Regions from separate parts of the Homo sapiens genome. Here region 2 is linked to region 1. Evidence: chromatin contacts called from ENCODE Hi-C or POLR2A ChIA-PET data. All regions are on one chromosome and are shown on one strand. Each heading gives the region's core, a stretch centred on a gene start or an enhancer-like site at or near the end of the contact. The rest is flanking DNA. Distances are from core to core; before and after follow the strand shown. Region 1 overlaps ATP8B4 (ATPase phospholipid transporting 8B4 (putative)). Region 2 overlaps ATP8B4 (ATPase phospholipid transporting 8B4 (putative)).

Region 1 (6,450 bases), core at 1,376-3,875:
ATTTTCTTAATACTAGGACTGAGGGTAAAATGGCATCCAAAAAAGCTATTGCTCAAAGTTGTTCTCTATACTCCTAATCTCAGCTACTTATATCTAAGCCTACAGCTTTGGGATGAAATATTGAAATCATAAATTTGCACCATCTCTTTTTCTTGTGTTATGCTTTTGAGTTCAGTGGGAGTTCATTTAAAAAGAAAGTGTAACCAAAGAACAGGATCTGAACAATAGTAGCTATTGAAAAGAAATGACCAAAATGCTTATATTTAAACCTGTCAAATGTGCTTAGATTATTTCATAAACATGGATATATAATTTTTATACATATCATACATACGGCTTGTTTCAAATTTAGTGTCGTGAAACCATTTTAGACACTTTGAGTCCTGGGTTAATTTTGCTGCTGTAGCTGCCTTATTATTAAAGGCATGCCTAGAAAGCTACAGTTAAACCCTGCTATGGTTTCTCAGAAAATTACTACATTGAATACATTTCACCAATTCATATGTCTTCTGCTGAAAGGAAAACAGACTGAGAATTTAATTTTGATTGATCTGAGAGGAAAACTCATTCCGTATTTCATTTTTGTAGCATTGATCACGTGTTTTGTTATTAGAAAAACTCATGTTCTTTAACTAAATCATAAAGTGACTCCACTGCTTCTAAGAAGTATCCCAGTGATATAACTAGGAATTGATATTTCTTCTTTAATCAGCAAAATATGCATCAGTATTTTTTGAACATCTACTTGGTGGAAAATTATTTATTTGAATGTGCAGGGTTCTCAAATGCAAATGGCTTCAGGAACAGGCATATAGCATTAATCATGTGATCTGGGCTATCTATTATACATCAGGGAGTGATGGGGCCTTTGGTGAGTGGGAACATCATGTTGGCCATAAAGCCATAGAGATTCTTTAAGACACTGTGCAGGCCAAACAAAATGCATTTTGGTCCTAATTCCTAACCCCTAGTCACCCAGGAAAAATGTTTTAGTACATTAAATTTCTCTCATGAATCATAAAATTTTAGAGCACTTACTTAGGTAATCTTGTAGATCTTCTGGCACACACTGGTGCAGCAGCCCAAGTTTTCATGATCTATTTTGACTGCTTGGGGCACTAGCCAAACTGACTGGCTGGTCCCATTTCATGAACTCTAATAATGAAACTGGTTCAGTGGTTGAACATCTTAAAGGTCTCTCAGGTAGGGTAGTAAGGAATGGAACTGGGAATTCAAATCAAAATTTCATGTACTTTCTCCCTTTCTCTACTGTTGGCAGGGTAGTGCTGTCCCTTAAAACTGTCCCTCCAGCACTGTGTCTTAGTCCAACCTAGAGGCAGTCTGTGGCTGACTCTATGTGTAAACCAGCTTGGTGCAGTAGACCAAGAACTGTGAATATGAAGACGTAGGTTCCAGCCATGGATCTGTCGCTGGCTAATCAAGTGGCTAGAGGTCAGATAACTCAACTGTGGAAACAAACATAAGATGTCAGAGGCAGTCTGAACCCAGGTTTCCAGGTTCCAAGCTCAAAGCTCCAGCTTTCATATCAAAGTCCAGATTTTCTTCTTTTAAACAGGATGTCATGGTTTCAATCCATTTCCAACAGATCGATTTTTTTTTTTTTTTGAGACGGAGTTTTGCTCTTGTTGCCCAGGCTGGAGTGCAATGGCGCCATCTTGGCTCACTGCAACCTCCGCCTCCCAGGTTCAAGTGATTCTCCTGCCTCAGCCTCCCGAGTAGCTAGGATTACAGGCATGTGCCACCAAGCCTAGCTAATTTTGTATTTTTGGTAGAGATGGGGGTTTCTCTATGTTGTTCAGGCTGGTCTTGAACTCCTGACCTCAGGTGATCTGCCCGCCTCAGCCTCCCCAAATGCTGGGATTACAGGCATGAACCACTGTGCCTGGCCACAACAGATCAATTTAACCTTTCAATATAGAGTGCCTTAAGAGGACTGACTAAACGACTCTTTTTTCCAACCATCCTCTTTTCTTCTTTATAGGTTGTATGCAAGCCAGTATGTGCCTAACTATGCTTTGCTGTGCTTGTAGTGACATGGGGCTGTGAATGCCACAGTTGCCTCAACTGTTAATGCGATTCTGCATGCCAAGAATTGTAATAAACTGCCCTTCATTACGCAGCTTGGAAAAAACAGGCACTCTTTTGTTTTAGCATTTGTTATTTGTATTATGTGGTTAAGCATTGTGTGTACGCTTCAAAAATGTATAGCTCATAGTCATTGAAGGGAGTTATGTGTAGCTTTTTCCCTTCCTAATAAATCGTTTTTGTGAGAACCAGCTGGTGTTTGAAGAGCTAAATTCCAGGAAGAAAAAGAAATGACAGCTACAGAGCGTGGGCAAAGGTCTAAAAATATGAAAGCCCAATCTGGCCAAGAGACGTTGGCCTGTACAGAGAAAGTGCAGTGACAATTTCAGCAGAGCCAGAAAAACTGTCCCTTTTCTGCCTGGAAAAGGGTTCATGTGAGATGTTAGGAAGACAGTTTAAGGAGAAAAAAATCCTAAGTAAATAGAATTTCAGCCAATACTTTCATGAACTTCACCCTTCTTTGGAATGTTTTTACTCTCTAAGGGGAAAACAGATTGAGTCATTTATACAGCGAGTGAGAACTTTACTCAAAAGGAGTACTCAGGAGATGTTTTCCCTGTGGTGCTTTCTGAAGTCACAATTTATGAGCTCTGCAACATTGTCAGAGAAATGTTCATTTCCAAGGAACTTGTCTCCCTTGCTTTCTTTATTATTTGGCACTGTACATTTTCATGACTGTGAGGAGGATTCCCTGACATAGTTATCTGATGGGAAAGTCTGATCCTCTCACTTACAACAATGATTTTTCATGTCTGTTCTACTTCCCTCTCCCCTTTGTAACTCCCTAAATTTCACACATAGCACTCTGACTTTATACATCTTTTTCTTTGATTCTGCAAACTGATTGTTAAATGTGTGATATGATTCTTGGAACCATGTGACCTCTGGGTTCCTAAATGCAGATGTGATTTTGGTCTTGGACAGCAGAAGGAGATATTGAGCTAGAAGTTAATGTATCTTTTTGTATCATTTTTATTTTTAAACTTAGTATGTAAACAATTGGTGTTACATTTTCAAATAATTAGACAGCTGAGGGCTAAAACAGTTGTTTTGGTAAGTGGACATTCTCTTCTTTCAGAGGAGCCTCAGCATAAAACCATTTTAATAAATATTTTCTACACAGGATGAGTAATTTCATTTCGCCAAAAGACACAATATTCACTTTCTGGTCTTCTCTCACTCTCCATGTTCTCCTGAGTGCTCATTTTGTAAATGCCAGTTATGACCCATGCTGGATAGTTCTCTGGTCGTGGTTGAAGCTTCTGTAGGTTTGTCAGCTTGCCTTATGTTACTTCAAAGCCTGCACTCAACTGTTCTTGAAGAGGAATTTCCCTTCCTTTAAGGGCATCATCTTTCCATTTTGGAGAGAACAGTAGAATGCCACTTCTAAGTGTGCTATGTCACCATACAATCTTCCTCTTAGATGGCAGAGATGCATGGGATGTGAGCAGGATTGCTTTATAGCTACTGCTAATTAGATCTAGAGCATTTGGAGGGCGTTTCCATTTGGAACAACCCTCTATATTTTGGTGTCTAGTTTTTTTCCTAGAAGATTTATTCTATTTTTTAAGCTGAATACAATTTTTGCTTAAAATGTTCTATCCTATTATAATGGCTATGCCAATTCAGTAAGTACCATCATTTTTCTTCTTGTTAAATTTTTTTTAAAAAATATGTTTCTCAGAGGACTATTTTAAGCTGGATCGTATTACATTGTACCTCAAATTGATGAATTTATTTTATATATAGATGTCCTGGAATTCCTAGAAGATTTCATCAATTGTCTTTAGTCTTGTGCTTTCCATTATTTAACAGCATGCCTGCCAGATAGTGGTTCTTAAGCCCTTGAAGCTCAGACAGTCTTAAGTACCAAATCTATCAAGATCCCCTAGTTCAAACACAGCTCAAGATGGTGATTTAGCTTTTAGGTCATTTTAAACATTCAAGATATTGTATTTTCATTATGTTTACTCTCCTACATCCTGGAATTTGGAAATTTGCTAAGATATTCCCATCACAAAGAATTATCCAGCTTGCTTACTGAAACTGGGTCTTATGCCATATTCTCTCTGAATAGTGGTGAAATAAATTTACCTCTAGGCAAGTTTCTTGTTAGAATTAGTAGGCATGCTCTGTATGCTTTGTTATGTTTCACTTTTCACCCTCTCCTTTAAGGAAAGCAAAACAAAATTTGTTTGGACAAAACAGAAATTTTTCCAATGGCCATGTAGTTTGTGAAAAAAAGCAGCAGCTGGAGTTGGATTCTATTGTAGAAGAAACCATAACAGGAGATTATGCCTTAATCATAAATGGCCACAGTTTGGTGAGTTTGCCTAAGGTTTTTGTCCTTTCTTTTTCTTCACTGCAATAATCATCTCTTTTGTGCTATCATAATGAGACCTCCTTTGTCTTTTCCAGACAAATGTCACTACTAGATACAGGGCATATGCGATGATTTCCTGTTTGCAAAGGGAAAGGAAACTTCTAATATATATCTCATACATTATTATTTGGATCACCACAGTAAAGGGGAGGCTCCAAAGAAATGCTAAATTCACAGAATATCAATCTTGTCTAAATGACTATAGACCACTTAGCAGTATTATTTAAGTGCCTTTCTAGAGGGGAGTGTTACGGCTCACTGTTACTTAATTAAAATAATGCAACTGGGTGGATGTATTATAATTATTGCTCTTACTAATGTTTGTGATTTGTGGAGCACAACCTGACCTTCATGTAATTACTATACGAAATTATTGCCATTAAGATACCTCTAGTGGTTTTTCTAAATAGCAGCATTTTACAGCAATGCCAAACAATTTGCTTTGATTAGGAAATCTGGTTCTTGTCCTAATAGAATGAACTTGCATTGTACTTTTAATGTAGTTCAGATTCTGAATCTTGAACAAACATGAAAATACTCTTCTGAGTTTCTAATTTAAAATACAAAAGCTCCAATTACGCTCCAGTGAAATTATAATTTATATGCACAAGGAATTAATCTCACATCTTTCTCTGGCTTTGATGATCATTTTTCACTTTAGGGTTTGGACAATAAATGTATCTTCTTGTAGACAGTTTCTTAGAGGACAAAAGAAGTTGGGTATGAGGATATTGTGTTTTCTCCCTTGCGATCAGCTGTCTGTTGTTAGCTCTTAGTGCTTAGAGCATTATCCAGCTGGATTCCAGACATAATGATGTGTTGCCTTCTACACCATGGAAAGTTACAGAGCTCAGCTGCAGGCCAAACTCAGTTGAAAGTTTGTCCACATGACACAAAATTCCTTTATGCACAGAAGAACAGTAACTGAAAATTACGACTGTCATCTGGGTCTTAAAGCTGGTGGCCCCCAAGCTGAATTCCCCAGAGACCACAATATGGAAAGGGAATCTTATGAGTTATACTTTGACTTTCTCTCAGGCTCAAAGAATCCAATGTGTGGTGACATTAAGAGTACTCAGGTGATAATTTATACCATTCTCTCTCTCTGTCTCTAAGTGCATTGAAAGAAGGAGGTAAGATAGATGCTCTTCAAGAACACCATCATATTCAAAGCCTGAAACTCATGGAACCATGAAATGCCATTTTTAATTTAAGGAGACTTGACTATGTTTTTGCTAGTATGGTCAGAAAGCTTTTTCTTTCTTTCTTTTTTTTTTAATCATGATTCTAATTTGCTCAAATCCTGATGCTTTGCAGAATGTAATTTGGCCTTTGTTTTTTCTCAGAGTCTTAGCATAGTTTTTCACTTGCTGATAATAAAAAAGAGAGAGAGAGAGAAAGAGACCATTCTAGGCAAGACAGACAATTATCTGTTTTCTCTTTCAGAAAGAGTGGTAATATTTGAAAATGCCAACTCACAATTTCACCTAGGAATTATAGGTTTGAACATGAGAATTTTCTGTACTGAGTTATGTTTTTATATTCATTTACCCATCCAGCCATTCATCCATTGACATTTTTATTAAGCGTGCCCCGGTCACAGTGCTAAAGTCTGAGGATAAGACTGTGAATAGAACATGGCTCTCGTTTTAGGGATTGCTGTCTAGTGGGTGAGATAATCACACAGTGGTATGACAAATACTGTAAAAGAGGAATGAACACAATGCTTTGAGAGCACAGAGGGAGACAAATTTACTTCTTTGTGGGAGAATCAGGGAAGACTTCCTGGAGAGAGTGATATTTTCAAGTAGAGGTAATGGCAAGTACAAAGGCACAGAGGCAAGAAAGAGCCCATTCAATCATGAGGAACAAGCAATTTGGCATGATGGGAAAAAAAGTGTAGACTTAAAAGTGGTGATAGAAGATGAAACTCAAAAGGAATGCAGGGGCCAGATTGATAT
Region 2 (5,992 bases), core at 3,326-5,825, 150 kb before region 1:
ATAAGTGTCTGGATGAACTTTGTTTTCTAACCCTTATGCCAGATGGAGTGAATCGGGAAAAGGAACATGGATGAGGAATGCACTAGGGAAGAGGATTATGAAGGCAGTGAAATGAGATGGTGGAGGAGGTTCAGGAACTGCAGCCAGAGCCCTTGATTCATTCATTCATTTGTTCATTCATTCATTCATTCAAGGAACAGGGGAAAGGATCTAGTTTGCTTTATTTCACAGTTTTGTACGTTAACAGTTATTCCTAGCTGGCCTTCCTAGTGATGCTCTGGTGGATCATTAACTATTAAACAACTAAGTCACACTGTTATTTGACCTGAAGCCTGGTACTTAGAATTGTTCCCGTAGAAGTGGCTCAGTTGCAAATCAGTTCAGTGACTTAGAGGATCTGGCCTAGTGAGTTTTGATTGGAGACTCGCTGTGCATCTTCTCACCGTGCAGCTCTTGCTCTGCTCAGCATCCACATGGGCTTCTTATTGAATCTCCTTGTTGGCTCCTACAGAAGGCAAATGCCTATTTTTGTATATGTAATCAGGGAACTCCATTGTCAGTCCCCCAAAGCAAATTTATGATAGTCTTTATTTAACTCAGACTATCTCAAGCATAACCTCAAATTTGGTGAAAATTCCTCAAACCCGTTGTGCATGATATAATCACAAAAATTAAAGATTGGCACTTTATTCATAAATTATTATTGATGTGTTTTAATGATAGAAGATGCTTTAAAACTCTTTTTTTTTTCCCTGCCCTCCCCTACCTGCCCCATGTGGAGAATTTTCCTTCTGTATTTCCTGGTCTTCTATTCTCTCCCTCTCAACACCTCTACTCCCAAACAAAAGCCACTCAACAAAAAAAAAACCACAAAGCCAGGTGTTGTGGGTTTGTTTGAATATAGATTTACTCCCCAACCTGGCTGTGAAGGGGCTGGAGACCAGGAAAGGCTAGGACTGTTGCAGGAGAACACCTTCATGAGTGGATCAGGGTCCCAGTTGCTCCAGTACCCCCTGGGCATGGCAGAGGGTGCTGACAACTGCATGTACTTTCCATCTGATCCTTAGAGGTTCAGGAGAAAATTGCATGGCTACCCCTGAGGTGGTGTTATTTATGTAGAACTCTAGTATAAGAAGTAGAGTGCTAGGAAGGATTAGACTGTGTATCGTGTGCTATTATAACTCTTTGGCCCTTTGGAAAATTCTTTATGGGTGCCTTTCCACGTTAACTGGACTTTTCCATTGTGTCTTTCTTATTGTTGTAAACACTGAGGTCTTGAAATTTGGCCTAGTTCCCAGACTACACAGCAGTGTGAACATGGTCTAATTTTCAGACCAAATAAACAAAGCAGTCCATCTGCACTAAGTTGTCCAAAGTTGTAGTTCAGGAAATGGGCTTGAACAAGCCAGCCCCCACCTCAACTCAAAGAAATGCCCACTCTGATCATACAAGATCCCTAAAGCTCAGGATAAGACGAATTCGTGGGCCAAAGCTGAGGGCTGACTCCCTAGATCCCCAGTTGATTTAAAAGGAGGAGGCATAGATGAGCTCTAGCCAGCAGAGATAGGAGGCAAACAGATCATTAGGGATGCCCCAGGAAAGTCCCACTGAAATACAATCTTTGCTTTCTTTTCTTTTGCTCTTTTGTATGCCTTCTTCTTATCTCTCTGGAGAAGGCATATGCTAGGTCTTTTTCTCTCTCTCTCTCTTTCTGTCTGTATTTTCAGTCCCTTTTTAGATGTCACAAAAAGAAAGTAAACATTTTACTGCAACTACTTAAAATGTTATATACGTCTAAACACCCTGGAGAAAAAAAAATTAGTGTGATTAAATTAATCTCAGAGGGAAATTTAATTTGTTCCCCTGATAATTATCCAAAATTAGTTCTTTGTAGATAAATTACTATTCCTAGGCCATTTACTAGCTCTAGAACTGTCTTTCAGACACTGGAACCCTAAATTAAGGCTGGAAGGTAGAAAAGAGAACAAAGTTTGTGATGCTGTCAGGCAGATTTGCTTTGTGGGGAGACAGAGGCCTGAAAGCTTTCCTGGCCACTATCTCTGTTCCTGGGGTCTAGATGGAAAATGAGCTCCCTAGACAAGCCCAGCAATGTTCTCCCTAGATTGAAAGGACTGGAAGTGACTGCTCCAGCTGATTGAATTAATGTGAGCTCTTCACTGTGCTTTAGTTTAGAGAGGTTCTGTTCTTCACCAGAGTGAAGGATGTCGGATGAGGGCCAGTGAGTCCATTAACCAAAAGGCAGTCTAGAGACTTCCTAGTTTCTGACTCGTTGCTCACGAAACACCATTTGGGAGAACACAGGATTGTACAATACTTGCTTTTATGGGCAACCCTCACAACTGTTCAAAGCCTCAGTTTCCTCATCTGTAAAATGGTGCTGAAATAGTCACAGCTCATTGGATTTTTTAAGGACTGCCTGAGATGATATAGTGTTCAGCATAGCGCCTGGAGATGGAAGGAGGCAATACCATTATCTGGTGTCACTGTATGACCCAGAGAATCTATGACATAGAAAGTTATATGTTCTCCATTATGTGCCCAAGTCTTAGTGACATGAGATCTAAAAGGAGGAGGCACAGATGAGCTCCTTTGTCCATAAGTGTTTAGTCCACAGTTTTCAAAGTTTATGAGCATGTTCCTCACTTGTAAAAGAAAATTAAATCTGACCGAATGTGGTGGCTCATACCTGTAATCCCAGTTCTGTGAGAGGCCGAGGTGGGAGGATCACCTGAGGCCAGGAGTTCGAGATCAGCCTGGGCAACATAGCGAGACTCTGTCTCAATAAAAAATAAAAAAATAAAAAGAAATTAATCTATATGTGTGTATACATATAGACAATGCATAGATTGTCTTTACTGTTAATATTTATATGTGTGTATACACATATATGCATGTGTGTACTATATGTTTTTACTATAGATAATATAGATATTATATTGTCTTTGCTATAGGTGTGTGTGTGTGTGTGTGTGTATATATATATATATACACATATACATATACATATATTGTGTATAGTAATTAAATGTTAGTAACTTTAACATTTTTAGTTAAAATATACATGAAGTTCTTTTTTATTTCTCATAGCCCAAAGGATTCTTTTGGGCACCCAGGAAACGAGCACCCCTAGGGGACACGTATTCCCACTGGTCTCACCAAGTAGGGTAATCTTGATACTGCATTAACCTGGAAAATCAAGCAAGAAGGCTTCCTGAGGGAGTCTTGGCAGGCAAGGTGCTCTTGCTCTATTGTTCATTGTTTTTGTCATAGTATTTGATGATCACCTCCTGAAATTGTGTCATCAGTTTACAAGTTTATTGTCTGCTTGTTCCTGCCTCTCTCTCCACAACTAACATACAAACTTACTCGATGATGGGAGGGTCTTTGCTTACTCATGTCTGTAGCCCTGGCTCAATAACATTATTGCCTGAAGCACAGAAGGACTTTAACAAAAATTAGTTGAATGAATGAATGAATGAATGTTGGGGGATATGTGCCCTCTGCTCTTTGCCTCCTCATACACGTTTTCTGCTCAAGTCTGGGAGCTGAGGCTCAGGAGAACGTTAAGATGATGGTGGTGGTGGTGGTGGTGATGATGAGTGTAGTCAGTATTGATTGACACACTCTGCAAAGCCTCTTCTGTGATTGAGGCTTCCTCAGCAGCGTTCGTAGAAGAGCACTGTCGTCTTTCCATTGCCCCTATCCTGGAAAGCTGTGGACTCTGCACCAGGCAACAGTCAGCTGATACTGAGGAACTACCAGGGGTTCTTCCTGGTATCAGTGAGGTACCAGATGTCTAATCTCCAGGTCCCATACATGCATTCTTTTGGGTTCTTTGCATGAACATGGGTAATTCACATATTTTCTGAGCGGTACAAATGCCTTTTGGCTACTTCCTCTTTTATGCCAGTAGTTTGTGGACACAATCCCTTTTTGTTTTTTATTTTATGGCTTAGAGATAATCTCTCCCTTATTAGTCAGGATTATTTCTGTCTCTGGAATCTGGATTGTACCATAAAAATACTGTATTTGCCTCCTTTTGTGGCAAGAAGGGCTAGATGTTTTCCCCCTCAAGCTCTGGAAGGTTACTTTTTATAGTTGTCATGATGTACAAATGTTTCATCAAATGTGGGATGATGATTTGATAGTGAGGAAACTGTGGTACTGATTGCAAAAGCTCCTGGGGCTTGTGGGATTCATAGACGTAGGCAGTGTCTCTGGACAACTGCTGAGCTCATTTGGGTTTAAGCCTTCTGGGATGCATTCTTTAAGACAAACATAGAGATACAAGTAAGCTATTATTTAAAAAGCAAACTGATCTTGCATATATTATGAATGTTCTTACCTGGTGTTTGGTTGGTTGAGAGTAAAAGAAAAACCAACTCAAATTGACTTAGTTTGAGTTGAATGGACAGATCATGTAGCTGAAAAGTCCAGAGATAGGGCTAGTCTCAGGAGAGGCTTGGTCTAGTTTCTTTCTCTGCATTTCTTGGCCCTGCATTTTTAGTGCGGAGTTTGTTCTTGGCAGCCTCCCCACTCATAGCCCCAAGTTGCTGTTAGTAATCTCTAGGGCTACTTGTTTCCAGATTGGAATGCAATAGAAAAGAGAAAGCTTACATTATCAGCAAATTTCAGAATTGACGTAGTTTATGTGCCAGTGTCTGAATTCAAAATTGTAATTAGGAGGGTGGGCCATGTACTTGCCTTAAGCTAATTTGACCCTGGAATTATGGATGGGAGATGAATCTATCCAGTTCGTGAAACTAAGGAATTTGGCACATTGTTTAGCTGATGGGGAGAGGAAATAGTCAAAGGAATATTACATGTGTCGTTAACAGGACTGAATTTAAAGTGCTGAGGTTGGTGTTTTTTTTTTTTTGTTTTTTTTTTTTTTTTTTTTTTTTTTGAGGCGGAGTCTCCCTCTGTCGCCCAGGCTGGAGTGCAGTGGCACGATCTCGGCTCACTGCAAGCTCAGCCTCCTGGGTTCATGCTATTCTCCTGCCTCAGCCTCCCAAGTAGCTGGGACTACAGGCACCTGCCACCACACACGGCCAATTTTTTTGTATTTTTAGTAGAGATGGGGTTTCACCATGTTAGCCAGGCTGATCTCGATCTCCTGACCTTGTGATCCGCCTGCCTCAGCCTCCCAAAGTGCTGGGATTACCGGCGTGAGCCACCGTGCCCAGCCAGTTGGTTTTTGATATATTTGCTAGTAGATATGTCTCTTACTCTCAAAATACTAGGTTAGCGTCCATTACTGGTTGCAATAGCCATTAGTGATATCCATTAATGTTTCTAGCTTTCTGTCTTTTGGACCCATGGTGACTCTTTTGGCCAGTAAGTTGTGAGCATTTGGGTTGAAGCATTACATTTGAGAGTGAGACTGTTCAGAGCTTCTTTTTCCTCTGGTAATATACCTCGAAGCATTGGAGATGGTGGGTGCTCCGTTATGAGTATCTGATGAGGAGACTCATGTTGGGCAAGTAGCATGAACAAGAAACAAACTCTTACTGGGTTAAGCTGTGAAGATTTTGGAGTTATTACTGTAGCATAGCTGGTTATCCTGACTAGTACATTGCATTTCTTGATACAGTTGAATTATTTGGGATCACTCACAAAAATCCTATATTTGCATAATTCTTTCAATTTAGCAGAAATATTTTTACATCTATGCTCTCATTTCCATGATAGTCCTATAAATATATGAGAAATGTTATTAGTTCCATTTTGCCAGTGGAAAAATTGAGGCAATCTCCCAAATGCTCCAAATGTTTGCTAATATAGCAGAGTTTGTTATTTTCTATTTGCTTTGTTTACTTAAGCAATATACTTAATTTGCATGTATAATGAGGATCTCTAGAAAAAATAATACTTCCCATTTTATTAATATTTTATTTGGTAGCCCATCTCTGAAAAATTTGTCATTTTTACTCCATTTTCTTTACTTTATTCCCCACCTTCACCCCACCCC

The links. A loop is a pair of places that touch in the nucleus more often than their neighbours do. ChIA-PET counts read pairs that join two places held with the same protein, here RNA polymerase II (POLR2A). Pooled maps may share reads with other maps.
Region 2: a map of posterior vena cava shows a loop between it and region 1 (5-fold over the local background). The contact joins two enhancer-like sites. A Hi-C loop is called at or near these places in 13 of 168 maps with a recorded cell type or tissue (IMR-90, MCF 10A, PC-3 and 8 more) and 18 of 50 pooled maps. POLR2A ChIA-PET finds 5 or more read pairs at or near these places in 2 of 52 experiments (AG04450 and activated CD4-positive, alpha-beta T cell).

What each region holds. Positions count from the first base shown.
Region 1 is chr15:49,899,071-49,905,520 of GRCh38, reverse strand. ATP8B4 (ATPase phospholipid transporting 8B4 (putative)) reads left to right here. Exons shown (of 28, transcript NM_024837.4): 21 at 4,282-4,429. Among named protein-coding and RNA genes, the nearest start is that of ATP8B4, 220 kb to the left of the region's middle. Within about 2 kb of position 2,625, at least 4 of the 41 ENCODE cell types and tissues checked have a DNase peak (open chromatin) inside an H3K27ac peak, as active enhancers do; they include IMR-90, where a contact is called at or near this core.
Region 2 is chr15:50,053,719-50,059,710 of GRCh38, reverse strand. The region is part of intron 3 of ATP8B4 (ATPase phospholipid transporting 8B4 (putative)); the gene reads left to right. Among named protein-coding and RNA genes, the nearest start is that of ATP8B4, 63 kb to the left of the region's middle. RefSeq lists a silencer at 1,145-1,439. Within about 2 kb of position 4,575, at least 12 of the 41 ENCODE cell types and tissues checked have a DNase peak (open chromatin) inside an H3K27ac peak, as active enhancers do; they include IMR-90, where a contact is called at or near this core.